Linked DNA regions of Homo sapiens: region 1 is linked to region 2. A link is an interaction called in ENCODE POLR2A ChIA-PET data of the cell type or tissue named here. Cell type or tissue: A673. All regions are shown on one strand. Region 1 overlaps DHTKD1 (dehydrogenase E1 and transketolase domain containing 1). Region 2 overlaps CDC123 (cell division cycle 123).

What was found. ChIA-PET counts read pairs that join two places held together with the same protein. Peaks named below come from ENCODE experiments on the same cell type or tissue, not always from the same donor. Only the 100,000 strongest peaks of a DNase experiment are listed, where the experiment ranks them.
Region 1: POLR2A ChIA-PET joins it to region 2 with 19 read pairs; 2 of 35 experiments call an interaction of 5 or more read pairs at or near these places.

The regions. Positions count from the first base shown.
Region 1 is chr10:12,090,053-12,092,552 of GRCh38, forward strand. It overlaps DHTKD1 (dehydrogenase E1 and transketolase domain containing 1), which reads left to right. Exons shown (of 17, transcript NM_018706.7): 6 at 1,461-1,632. Among named protein-coding and RNA genes, the nearest start is that of DHTKD1, 22 kb to the left of the region's middle. In A673, no CTCF peak of the experiment used is centred here; no DNase peak of the experiment used is centred here; H3K27ac peaks cover 196 bases.
Region 2 is chr10:12,236,511-12,239,010 of GRCh38, forward strand. CDC123 (cell division cycle 123) reads left to right here. Exons shown (of 13, transcript NM_006023.3): 9 at 634-756; 10 at 1,947-1,975. Among named protein-coding and RNA genes, the nearest start is that of CDC123, 42 kb to the left of the region's middle. RefSeq lists an enhancer at 1,318-1,462 and a cis regulatory region at 1,384-1,395. In A673, no CTCF peak of the experiment used is centred here; a DNase peak (open chromatin) is centred at 1,561; H3K27ac peaks cover 729 bases.

The DNA.
Region 1 (2,500 bases), 150 kb before region 2:
TCTTTTTCTACCCTGTCTCCCAGTTTTTGGTAACACAACAAGTATCTTTTAGAGGTTTGGGCTGTGGTCATGTTTCTTCTGTGAGTATTCATTTAAATATGAACCTTTAACTACAGGAGATCATGAAACCTGGATTTCAGAATCAGTCTTCAAATTCCACAGAAATAGATAAATATATAAGGCAATCAAATATTCTATGTTTGTAAATGCCACGTTATCCTATGCATTTTAATTTTTCACAGGCCAGAAACTTGTAGTGAATAAATTGGGAGTAGGCAGAATTGGATTTCATTATGATATGGCCGGCCCTCCCTCCCTTCCTTCCTTCCTTCCTTTTTTCCTTCCTTCCTTCCTTTTTTCCTTCCTTCCTTCCTTTTTCCTTCCTTCCTTCCTTCCTTCCTTCCTTCCTTCCTTCCTTCCTTCCTTCTTCTTTCTCTCTCTTTCTTTCAAGATGGGTTCTCAATCTTTTGTCCAGGCAGGAGTGCAATGGTGCAATCATAGCTCACTGTAGGCTCAAATGCCTAGGCTCAAGCAATCTTCCTGTCTCAGCCTCCCAAGTAGCTGGGCCTACAGGTGCATGCCATCATACCTGGCTGATTTATTTTATTTTATTTTGTGGAGACATGATCTTGCTGGGTTGGCCAAGCTGGTTTCAAATTCCTAGCTTCAAGCAACCCTCCTGCCTTGGCCTCCCAAAGTGTAGATATTACAGGTGTGAACCACTGCACCTGGCCTGATAGGGTGTTTCTAAATAGAAATCTTGAAATCATTAGCCAGACATTCTGTTTACCTTTCACATAATTTATAATACTCTATTTTAATCCTTCATTTTTACCCAGTACATTGAGCTGATCTTAAGATTGTGGTGGCGGGCGCCTGTAGTCCCAGCTACTCGGGAGGCTGAGGCAGGAGAATGGCGTGAACCCCGGAGGCGGAGCTTGCAGTGAGCCGAGATTGCGCCACCGCACTCCCGCCTGGGCAACAGAGCGAGACTCCGTCTCAAAAAAAAACAAAAAAAGATTGACTTCTGAAATAAAAGGTGAAAAGGCCATTTTCTTTAAAATGATGATAAATGAGGCTGGTCGCTGTGGCTCATGCCTGTAATCCCAGCACTTTGGGAGGCCAAGGAGGGTGGATCACCTGAGGTCAGAAGTTTGAGACCAGCCTGACCAACATGGTGAAACCCCGCCTCTACTAAAAATACAAAAAATTAGCCGGGTGTGGTGGTGCATGCCTATAATCCCAGCTACTAGGGAAGCTGAGGCAGGAGAATCACTTGAACCCGGGAGGCAGAGGATGCAGTGAGCTGAGATCGTGCCATTTCACTCCAGCCTGGGCGAAAGAGCAAGACTCTGTCTCAAAAAAAAAAAAAAAAAAAGTTATTCCAACCTGAAAACCTAGATTTCTTAATCCCTTATGTTTCTTTTCTCCCCACCCGCTCCCCTTGCCTCATGATTTAGGTCCATGGTGATGCTTCTTTCTGTGGTCAAGGGATTGTTCCTGAAACATTCACGCTGTCCAATCTCCCACATTTCAGAATTGGTGGGAGTGTGCATTTGATTGTTAATAACCAGCTGGGTTACACCACTCCAGCTGAAAGAGGAAGGTCTTCTTTATACTGCAGTGATATTGGTACGTAACACAGGGAGGAACTGATATTGCTGAAGCCGACATGGAATTCCTAGGGAAACCTCTGGTGCACACAGAACAATGAGCCTCACTGGTTATCCCTCCTTTCATTTAATTAATTAATTAATTAATTAATTTTTTGAGATGGAGTCTTGCTCTGTCACCCAGCCTGTAGTGCAGCAGCACGATCTTGGCTCACTGCAACTTCTGCCTCCCGAGTTCAAGTGATTCTCTTGCCTCAGCCTCCTGATTAGCTGGGACCACATGCGTGCACCACCATGTCTGGCTAATTTTTTTTTTTTTTTTTTTTAGATGGAGTCTTGCTCTGTTGCCCTTTCCAGCTTGTACTCCATGCTGGAGTACGTGATCTCGGCTTACTGCAACCTCCGCCTTTCAGGTTCAAGTGATTCTCATGCCTCAGCCTCCCAAGTAGTTGGGACTACAGGTGTACACCACCACACCTGTCTAATTTTTGTATTTTTAGTAGAGACGGGGTTTCACCATGTTGGCAGGCTGGTCTTGAACTCCTGACCTCTGGTGATCTGCCTGCTTAGGCCTCCCAAAGTGCTGGGATTAAAGGCGTGAGCCACCATGCCCAGCCTATCAGTGTGATTTTTAAATCCAAAGAAATAAGACAAGGATGGAGCCACAGTGTGCCATCTCAAATTTCTTATAACTGGATGGGTGATCTGGTACAAGTCAGAGATCAACACAATGAGTACAACACCAGAGTTGTTATCTCTAGGATATTCAAACTTGGAGTGCCCAGGGGCTTAGTGATAAGGGATGTGTTCAACCACTAAACTTGGTGAAATAGTATAGTTAGAAATAAGATGTGAAGGCTGGGCACAGTGGCTCACGTCTGTAATCC
Region 2 (2,500 bases):
GTCACTTGAGCTCAGAAAGTGGAGGTTGTAATAAGCTATGATTGTGCCACTGTACCCCAGCCTGGGCAACAGAATGAGACACTGTCTCTAAAAAAAAAAAAAGGCCAGGTGCGGTGGCTTACACCTGTAATCCCAGCATTTTGGGAGGCTGAGGTGGGTGGATCATGAGATCAGTTCAAGACCAGCCTGGCCAAGATGGTGAAACCCCATCTCTGCTAAAAATACAAAAAAAAATTTGCTGGGTGTGGTGGCAGGCGCCCGTAATCCTTGCTACTTGGGAGGCTGAGGCAGGAGAATCGCTTCTCGGGCAGCAGAGGTTGCAGTGAGCCGAGATCGTGCCACTGCACTCCAGCCTGGGCAATAGAGTGAGACTCCGTCTCAAAACAAAACAAAACAAAACAAAACAAAACAAAAAGTAAATTCTTCCAGAAGTAAGAAGACATGGCAATGTAGGACTTCAGGATTCACCTGTTCATATGAATCCTTACAGCTGGGTCGTGTGTAATGCCGTACCCATCAGGGTGATCTTCTAATCTACTTTAATGGTTCTTTCCACAAAATGTTTAAATCACGTATTGATGTTTTTGAAAAGAATATTGTATAATAACAGGATGTAAAATATTTTCTTGTCAGGTATTTCTCAAAGAGACTACACACAATACTATGATCATATTTCTAAACAAAAGGAAGAAATTCGCAGATGCATACAAGACTTTTTCAAGAAACACATACAGTACAAATTCTTAGATGAAGACTGTGAGTATTTTTTTATTGATCCAGTAAAATGAAATGAAATATACATTGTTACTGGACCTTATTTACTATGGTGTGTATCCTAATAACTAGATTTGAAATACTGTATTGTAAGCATTTTACTATATTATTATTTGTTATTTTTGATAGTTTGTATGTTAATTTCTTTTTATTATTATTATTTTTATTTGGAGACAGTCTTACTCTGTCAGCCAGGCTGGAGTGCAGTGGTGCGATCGCGGCTCGTGCAGCTTCCACCTCCCGGGTTCAGGTGATTCTCCTGCCTCAGCCTCCCAAGTAGCTGGGGCTACAGGTGCACGTCACCACACCCGGCTAATTTTTTGTATGTTTAGTAGAGATGGAGTTTCGCCATGTTGGCCAGGCTGGTCTTGAACTCCTGGCCTAAGTGATCCGCCCACTTCAGCCTCACAGTGTGCTGGGATTACAGATGTGAGCCACCGCACCAGCCATGTTAATTTCATCTTATTTAACTAAAATCTATTTTTACTGCTAAGTCAGTTCCCTGTCTTGTTTTAGATGTTTGATTGTGTATTTCAAAGGGGCTATCTACAGAGAACAAAGTCTATCTACCTTTCTAGCTTCTTTGAATGATCAAAGACAGCACCAGTTACAAAGTAAACATTTGTGGGTTGTTTTTAGGAATTGAAAGTATATTGTGTAAGAGTTTTCATACATCTGAAAATTATATCTGCTATGATTTACAATTTCTCTACTTGCCAAGACTGGGCTCTGTGGCAGATTTGACTTAAAATAAGATGAATCATGCTTCAAGGCTCATTAGATTTTATGCTTTCTATTATAAGCTTTACTCATTGCATTCTACCAGATCAGTGATTGATGCCCGTTTCACTAGTACTTTGCTCAGTGACTCCCATCTTTCCCATAGAACCAGTCTATAACGGGGAACTGGTTGAGATGATATTGGCGTTTGGTTTGAATTTTTAAATATAGGGGCTTATGGTTGGGGAACAGAGAACAGTAAAGCAAAGTTATATAAATAAAACATTGCAGGATGCCTTTTTATGTTTGAAGTTTTGAGGTTTAGAAGCATGAAGTCCTCAGGGTCATTTATATTCTGCTGTCTTTGATTAAAATGTACTTTAATTTTCAAAAGGAGATTTACATTGTGAAATATTAGTTCATTAATAACTGACTTTTTTTCTCCTTTACAGTTGTGTTCGATATATACAGAGACAGTAGGGTAAGTAAAAACTCTTTCTGATATGCTTTAATATAAGAGCTGGTTTTATAAGCAGGCAGAGCATGCCTTTGTTATGTGTGTGAAGGATCCATGCTCAAAAAATATTTTGTCTGGGTGCAGCAGCTCATGCCTGTATTCCCAGCACTTTGGGAGGCTTAGGCAGGGAGATCATTTGAGCTCAGGAGTTCGAGACTAGCCTGGGCAACATAGTGAGCCCTCATCTCTACTAAAAATTAAAAAAAAATTAGCCCAGGCCAGGCACAGTGGCTCACACCTGTAACCCCAGCACTTTGGGAGGCCGAGGTGGGAGGATCACTTGAGGTCAGGAGTTCAAGATCAGCCTCGGCAACATGGTGAAACTCCGTCTCTACTAAAAATACAAAAAAATGAGCCAGGCATGGTGGTGGGTGCCTGAAATCCCAGCTACTCAGGAGGCAGAGATTGCAGTGAGCGGAGATCACGCCATTGTGCTGCAGCCTGGGCAACAGAGCGAGACTCTGCCTCAAAAGAGAAAAAAAAAATATC